Regions from separate parts of the Mus musculus genome. Here regions 1 and 3 are each linked to region 2. The links are chromatin contacts, found by Hi-C or POLR2A ChIA-PET in ENCODE. All regions are on one chromosome and are shown on one strand. The core of a region is the stretch at or near the end of the contact, and the rest is flanking DNA. Distances in the headings are between cores, read along the strand shown.

Region 1 (2,700 bases), core at 107-2,606, 62 kb after region 2:
GGGATTACAAAAGACTAAATTGTAAACTTACTTCAAAAAAAGCAATATTTTGATTTTCTGCTTAGAAATATTAAGTCAGGTGTTGTAGAATAATCCAAGCTACTAAAAAGGCTAAGGCAGGTGGGTCATAGATTTATGCTTGGGCTACATAGTGAAATTCATCTAAAACAAAACAAGAAGAAAAAAGATGTTAGAATCAAGCCATCATAAGAAAAAAAATCCCATAAAATGTCATTCATGCTTTTGCTATAACCTTATCTTCTACTATTTCATAGGAAAGTATTAAATAACTCCAGAAAGTATCAATTATTCATCTTATAGTAAATATTCATTGGAGGCGTACAACATTCTAGGCTCTATGGGAACTTATTATTTTGGGACAGGATATTGCTGTTACCCAGTCTGGTTTTGAACTTAAGAGCTCTCATGTCCTTCCTACCTCAGCCTCCTGAGTAGCTGGGACCACAAATGTATGAGCCATAAGCAGACTTACTTTTCTTACAATGTTTATAGCCAACCTTTAGTGTTTAGGATTACAGTATTAGTTCAGAAGCAATTTATATGTATATCTGGGTTTCTGTTTGGCAGCTTTTCTCTAGTAATTTTGGGGCTGAGAAAACATGTATTCATGTTAATAACAGTAGCGTGCTTCAAGCAAAATAAACTTCCTGGTCTCAAAATTGTAAACTGTTGCCAACCACAATGTGTGCATATAATTGTCACCACAAGAACTATCTTGATTCATCTCCTTTTAGTTAAGTGTTTTCTTGAATCTCTTCTTGAGTATTCTCACCAGGACGTATTTTCCTCCACGCATAATGAAGCCTTAAATTGGTACTGTATATCTTATCTAACCCTTTATTTTTACCAATGTGTATATACGATAGATTGGAGAGGGGAGTTCAACAGAATAAATGCAACGACTTCTTATAAGAATGGGTGGGTCACCATCAAGTTTTAAAAGTTTGCACCGGAGACATCTGAGTGACACACAGAATGAATAACTGATAGAGTTAAAGTTAATTACAGTTTGTTCGCGTGCGCGAGCACAGTGGGATGGAAATCGGGCCTTGTGCGTGCTAGACAGTGCAAGTCGGCGAGAACACCCCTTCCTCCGGCCCCTATCTAAAAAGTTTTTGCTACTTTGATTGAGCAAAAGCCCTGTCGATTTCGGGGTGCTCGCTTTCGCGAGCGGAACGCGTCGTCCGGTCGGAGAGATACCTCCAGTCCCGCCGCCCGTACCGCTCCGTACCTCGGCCACTCAGGTCCGGACGAGCAGATGCAACCTCCCGCTCCGCCGCGCTCCGCAGCTACCGCCGCCACATTCGAAATTCTGCGTTACGCGTATCCATTGGCTGGCCGGACACCATCACGTGACACTCCGGCCCGCCCTTCTCCGTAGACGCAGCGCCCGGCCCCGGGGAATGGCATCACGTGGCGCGCCTGCGCACGCGCAGCTGTGGCTGGGGTGGGGTAGAGGGGGTGGAGTCAGGCTGGAATTGAGGCCTTGGCTCGGCGTCCGCCTTCCCACAGCCTAGAGATCTAGCGACTTTGAGACTGGGTCTTGTCTGGGTGCGTCCCTGACTTCCGGTTAGACCTGGGGTGTTGACGCAGGCCTGAGAGCCCAGCTCTCAGAAGGCTGAGGCAGGAGAATGACGAGTTCGAGTTGAAGCCTGAGTTGGAGCACGAAAGATCCAAACAGATCCTGGCGTGGCTTGTCAGGGCGCCCAAGGCCGCGCAGCTCTTGTGCTCCGGGGCGCGCCCGTGTGGCAAACGTCCATCCAGCACGTTTAGCGCAGGCTCAGCGAAAGGACTGATGTGAGAGACTGGGCTCTCCAGGTTCAGCCCGCTGGCGAGATCTGCGGGTGGGCCTGGCTGATTCAAGAAGAAACGCCAAGTGACAGCCCGATCCTGTCCTGTGCATTTACGGAAGAGATTTACAACCGGCTGCGCTCACCTCAGAAGTCATTGTAGTGCAGCAGCCGTGACTGAATTAGAAGGTCATCTTGTGGGATCCGTTTTTTAAAGTGCTTTCCCGGGAACAATCTAAACTTCTTTATCAGTTCCTGATAATAGTCAAGGAATTGGGTTTAGTCATGCTGAGAAAAGTTCGGCACGCTTACACATCAGGCAGCGTTACTGGGTAGTTCTGAAGGCACACAAAGAAAATGGGAAGGGGAAGGTGGCAGCAGGGAGCCCTACCACAAGACATTTGGAGCCTCCACAGTTGAGTGATTGCTTCATAAGTCATATCCTTGGCAGATGTCTTGTGCCATAAGGTAGATAGATATACGTAGCCAATATAACAAGTTATATTTTACTATGCTGGTCATCACACAAGGTTCACACTCTTAATTTCTTACCTAGGGTCCTAAGATTATCGTTCCACGGCTGCTCATTTATGGCTCTCTTCTTTGTTTTCTGTTTGTTTTTGTTTTTGAGACAGGGTCTTCTTGTAGCCCAGGATGACCTCTAACTCCTTACGCTGTAGAGAAGTCTCTCTGTGTACCTTTGACTGTCTTGGAACTCACTATATATTTGAGGTTGGCCTCAAATGCAAACAGATCCACCTGCTTCTGTCTCTTGAATGCTAGATTAAATGTGTGTACCACCATGTCCATCTCCTAAAAAAGTTTGGTTTTGGTCTGTTTATTTGGCATTCAAAAAACAAAACAAAGCAAAACAAAACAACGGGTTAAG
Region 2 (2,700 bases), core at 138-2,637:
TGGAACTCCAGCATCCAATATGCACCCTTCCGGCCTCTGCAGACACCTGTACACATGTGTGCATATACACACATGCAGCCAAAACATTTATACACATAAAAAAAGAAGTCTTGTAAGGAAACACACAGAGAGACCTGTTTTTTAGATCTTTGCCAACATTTATTGTGTAATCCTTGTAAAGATGTTAAGAAACACATCAAAACAGAAGGCATGGCCAGAAACATGTGCCCGAGTCTGTATTTTCTTTTCCTCTTTTTTTTTTTTTGTTGTTGTTGTTGTTGGTTTTTCTTTTTCTTTTTTTCTTCTTTGTTTTTCGAGACAGGGTTTCTCTGTATTGCCCTGGCTGGCCTGGAACTCACTTTGTAGACCAGGCTGGCCTGGAACTCAGAAATCCGCCTGCCTCTGCCTCCCGAGTGCTGGAATTAAAGGCATGCGCCACCATGCCCGGCACCTCCTCTTTTTTTTTTTTTTTTTCTTTTGGAGACATGGTTTCTCTGTGTAGCCCTGACTGTGCAGGAACTTACTCTGTAGACCAGGTTGGCCTAGAACTCACAGAACCCTGCTTGCTTCTGCCTCCTGAGTGCTGGGAGCAAAGGTGTGCACCACCAATACCCAACTAGCCTCCCCTCTCTGGTCACACTCTCTTTTTCTCTGTAGTGATGTGTGTGTGTGTGTGTGTGTGTATTTTGCTTGTATGTATGTCTATATACTACATGATTGCAAGGTACATACCAGAAATTTAGCTATGTTCATAGCTCACAAAAGCTTTCTTCTTTTCCTGAGAGCTAGTGCATTTAAATTATTTTTAGTTTTTACTTTTTGTGATAGTGGGGATTGAGATCAGGGCCTTATATATTACTTTGTATTCCAATATGGACACGTGCTATTTTTGAACTGCATTCCAGCCTCTGCTTATGTTTTGTATGGCAGAGAGAGCTAAGTCATTCACTGAGATCCTGTCTTTGCCATAGCTGCTGGGAATCTCAGTGGATTCTCTACAGGATTCTTGTCTTTATCTAAACATTTGCTCTGTAGTTTCCCCTTCTCTTTGTTCATTTGTTTCTTCCTTCTTTCGTTCATTACTTACCTCCCTTCTTCCCTCCCTCCTTCTCTTCTTTACTTATAGTTTCTGCTGTATTAACTGAAGGAGGGGGAAGGAGGATCCATTTTTTTTTCGTTTTTGGGTACTATTGGAAAATCACAGATGGGATGAGTTGGGTGGGTGAGTGAGTCACACAGCATCCGCAGGATAGGCCCCTTAGGTGGCAGCTTGTGGACATAGCTGTGGGGCTGGAGTCATTTGACTCAATCAACCCTGGCAGTTTGTAGCTGGTAGTGCTTCTTTGGAGAAAGATCTTTGTTGAGGGAAAACAAGGGCTGCATAACTTTAGCTGGTGTTTGTCTCGGAGCAAGTGACCCCGCAGTTTTCGTTGCCTTGCAAGTCAAGATGCTGTCAGGCTTTCCATCCTGTTGGCCCTGTGGCTTGCAGCCAGTAGAACAAGCCAGTGAGCATTGGCCCAGGCTGTAGGTCTCTGGCCTTTGCCCTCCCTCATTTCCAAACGACAGGAAAGATATATTTGCTTCTCAAGTCAGAATCTAAGATAGCCAGTGTTCTCTTCTCTCTCAACCATCCCCTTTTCTTTCTTTTCCTGAGACCTGGTCTTTCTATGTAATTCAGGCCAATCTTTTTGTTGTTGTTTGAAAGAGGATCTTTCTGTGTAGCTGTGGCTAGTCTGAAACTCACTAGGTAGCTGGGGCTAGCTGTGAACTTGTAGCAATTCTTATTGCCTCAGCCTCCTGAGTACTGGGATGGGAGCATGAGCCATGGTGCCCAATTTCCAGCTCTATCCCTTTATATTTGAGAAAATAGGTTCACTGTCTCCCAGTTCATATCGATTTACCAAAAAACTAACCATTCAGTGGATCCAGTTCCCAAGGGGCTGAGATAGGAAAGAAGATCTTATCTAACTCTGAAAATAAACACAGGGACTGGGATTTCTTGCTTTTAAAATTCATGACAAATCCCGTTTAGTTTTGTTTTAAGATGGAGTCTCGTGTAGCTTTAAACTCAGCATGTAGCTGAGGATGGCCTAAGCACTCTGATCCTTCTGCCTCCACTTCCGAGGTCTGGGATTCTAGCCAGAGCTACAATTGATTCATGCTTAATCTTTAACACTGCAAACACACAGTGCTTACCTTTATTACAGCACATCGAAAGGATCAGTAACTCCTCCACATCCATAACGTATATGGGCCCCCTAGAAGGTGTTGTGCTCTGAGGGAAATATTCCTCTTTCTGTCCCCTTTTTTTTTCTTTGGAGCCTTTGATTCTCAGGCTGGAATTAGAAGCGGTATATTTGGTTTGTGGGCCCAGAGAACATGCACCTGGCCTCTACAGACAGAGAAGGAGTGGAAAAAGACAGAGGTAGAGAAAGCTCCTTCCAAGCTTCTGAGCCTGCGCTCCTGGCCTTGGCCTTATGTGTGCAGAGTGGAGCCTGCTTTTTCTAGTGTTTAAGACTCTGAGAGCTTCAGCTACCTGTGGTGGCCTCAATGAGTCTCACTGGGCCTCTGGGTCCCTAGCAAGCAAAAATGGGAAAGAAGGGGAAACTGAAGGAGGAGTAGAGTGGTGTGTGTGTGTGTGTGTGTGTGTGTGTGTGTGTGTGTGTGTGTGTGTATGTGTGTGTATTCAGTGCAGGATAG
Region 3 (2,700 bases), core at 124-2,623, 40 kb before region 2:
GAACAGGGTCATTTTTTGCAGCTTCTGTTAGCCTCAAATTCACTCTTTCTGCTCTGTCATAATCATATTTTCCTAAAGACATCATTACTGTTTTGAAAGGCATGATGGTACATACCTTTAGTCTCAGCACTTAGAGACAGGGGCAGGATTTCTCAGGATCTCTTTTGAGAGTTCCAGACCAGTCAGAACGGCATAGAGAAAGCCAGTTTCAGAAAGTCAGCCAACCAACAGACCAAAATAAACCTATACAATACAAAAATTGACTTTCCAGAAAGTTTAAAAGTCTACTACATTAATGAAATAGAAATGACATCAGTTATGTATAGACCTACATTGCTCTTGTTTATATATTTTTGTGTACACTGCTCTTTTAAAGTGGCAGTAAGTTGTCTTTACTTTTTTGTTTAGGAGCCAGCTATTCTTCTGTCCCCATCCCATCCCCTTTTCTTCCTTTCCTCCCTCTGCCCTCCCTCTCTCTCTTTTTAAGGCAAGGTCATGTGAATCCAGGGACAGCTCAGACTTTCTATGAAGCCAGTGTTGACTTTGAGTTTCTGATCCTCCTGCCTCCTGCCTGTGAGTTTTGGCATTGGAGGCATAGACCACCATGCACAGCTTTATAATTTCTAAATCATGAATATACTGATTTTGGAAAAAACTGAATGCCCTTGGAATGACTGTCCCCCACTCTCTGAAGGAGACTTATCTCTTTGGTTGCCTCAGGGTTGGGTTGGGGTACTAAGTTCCATGTTGACCATGGTTCCCAATCTCCCTTAGTTAATGTGCCTTGCTGAAGCCTTTTGGAACCCCCTCCCCATTGCTGTGCAGGAGATTCCAAGACAGGGCCCAGATCAAGGAATGCCAGTGACTGTTTCAGTGGTAGATGGTGGCAGCACTAATTTGCATCTGCTGTAACAAGCTGGTGTTGAAATGGGCTGGCAGAATGCCAAGGAAGCCAAGGTCAGCATACTTCGAAATAACAAATGAGTCATGCAACCCAGGATTGCGCGTCCCTGTAGGAATGACTACTTGACTCTTCTTCCGTCGGAACAGTTCCCCGGGCCAGCATGTGTAAAGGGAGGTGAAAGCCGCAGCAGCCTCTTGCTAGAGAGACAATAATGGAGGAGGAGAAAAATTAAAGTGGAAAGTCACATTTAAAGTCACTTCAGAGAAAACCATCGTGAGTTGTAGAAGACAGCTTTCTGAACTGCCAGAAAACAAGCCAAGAAATCGAGGAGACCCAAACCTCAGGGCGGTTAGACCACAGACCTGAGCTCAAATTCTCACATGGCACTTTCCATCTGTGCCCTCCGAGGCTTCTCACCCTTCCCAGACTCGAGCTTCATGGCTGTGCACTGTAGATAGTGACAGTTTTTCCGTTCAGTCAACATTGTTACTCAGGCTGCCAGGCATTGATGTAGACGATGTGGGGGTGTAGTGACAGATGGGTCCTTATTCTTGTAGAGCTTGCTTTCTGGTAGCAGAAGCAGATGGTGAAAAAGAAAATAACAGAACATGGTAAGTGCCACACTGAAGGAAAACAGAGAAGTTGCTGGTAGTGCCTGGGGAATCCCTTCCTGTCCTACCCCGCAGGGACTGTGCAGAGAAAAAAAAATTTATTTTTTTGTTCAGTGAGGAGTGAGTATGCTGGGGGTTGAACCTAGTGCTTTAAACATTTTAAGCAAGTTTCATTTCAAGCCTGAGACAGGATGCTACTTGTGTAGCTCATGCTTGAACTCATGGCAATCCTTCTGCCTCAGCCTTGCAAGTGCCTGGATTACATACAGGTGTGCCTCACCATGCCCAAGCAAGAACATTCTGGAGTCTTCTCTCCTGCTCTTTTCCTTTCAGCCCTACCCCACCCCTAGAAGCTGCTTCCGAACTGACTCTGAGTTTTGTTCTTTGGTGGTGTAGGCCTCATAACTCTAGTTGCTCCATTAAGAGGCTAAGAGGAATTTAAGGCCACAGAAGGAATTTAAGGCCAGCCTGGGCATGATTTAGATTTGGTTTCAAAGAAAACCAGTAAACAGAGAGGCGGAGATGTAGCTTAAGAGGTAAGATGATCCTGGGTTCCACATTTAGTACTGCCACCATCACCAGAAAACGGTATTACACAATACACTTTAGTGCAGCAGTGTTTTTGAGATTCAAACGTGTGGCTGCATTCACCAGTAGCCACTTTCTGTTTTTCGTGGAGGGGGCAAATTGAGACAGTCTTGGAATCTCGTTGGTCTTCCAACAGCCTTTGTAGCCACGATAACCTTGAACTCCTGGTCCTGCTGCTTTCACCTGCTGAGTGATGCTCGACAGGTTATATGCCACCCCACTGATTTCTGTGTCCCTGCACTTTAAGAAGGAGGTGCCACAAGGTAGTTTCAGGTGCCAGAGCTGAGTTCTGGTATTGGTTTTGGCCCCTTGCTCTTTGCCAGCTATGTAAACTCAGGCCAGTGAAACCCTTCTCTATCATTGAATTATTCACCTGGCCTTCCTGTGGGTTGTTCGGAAAATAAGATGATTTAGACCAGAGTTGTCTTGAAAAAAATTAAATGCTCTCCTTGGTAGTTAAGCAAGATTAAAAGACAAACTATTTTCTTTCTTTCTTCCTTTTTTTTTTTTTTTTTTTTGGTTTTTCGAGACAGGGTTTCTCTGTATAGCCCTGGCTGACCTGGAACTCACTTTGTAGACCAGGCTGACCTTGAACTC

Evidence for each region. A loop is a pair of places that touch in the nucleus more often than their neighbours do. ChIA-PET counts read pairs that join two places held with the same protein, here RNA polymerase II (POLR2A).
Region 1: a map of T-helper 1 cell shows a loop between it and region 2 (2.1-fold over the local background). The contact joins the promoter of Sgo1 here to the enhancer-like site in region 2. A Hi-C loop is called at or near these places in 2 of 37 maps with a recorded cell type or tissue (T-helper 1 cell and regulatory T cell). POLR2A ChIA-PET finds 5 or more read pairs at or near these places in 2 of 5 experiments (both embryonic stem cell).
Region 3: a map of heart shows a loop between it and region 2 (1.8-fold over the local background). The contact joins two enhancer-like sites. A Hi-C loop is called at or near these places in 2 of 37 maps with a recorded cell type or tissue (Patski and heart). POLR2A ChIA-PET finds 5 or more read pairs at or near these places in 4 of 5 experiments (Patski and embryonic stem cell).

What each region holds. Positions count from the first base shown.
Region 1 is chr17:53,687,959-53,690,658 of GRCm38, forward strand. Sgo1 (shugoshin 1) reads right to left here and starts at 1,357. Exons shown (of 9, transcript NM_028232.2): 1 at 1,253-1,357; 2 at 32-162. It also overlaps the pseudogene Gm31532.
Region 2 is chr17:53,626,182-53,628,881 of GRCm38, forward strand. The region is part of intron 3 of Kat2b (K(lysine) acetyltransferase 2B); the gene reads left to right. Among named protein-coding and RNA genes, the nearest start is that of Kat2b, 61 kb to the left of the region's middle. Within about 2 kb of position 1,388, at least 1 of the 3 ENCODE cell types and tissues checked has a DNase peak (open chromatin) inside an H3K27ac peak, as active enhancers do.
Region 3 is chr17:53,586,297-53,588,996 of GRCm38, forward strand. All of the region lies in intron 1 of Kat2b (K(lysine) acetyltransferase 2B), which reads left to right. Among named protein-coding and RNA genes, the nearest start is that of Kat2b, 21 kb to the left of the region's middle. Within about 2 kb of position 1,374, at least 2 of the 3 ENCODE cell types and tissues checked have a DNase peak (open chromatin) inside an H3K27ac peak, as active enhancers do.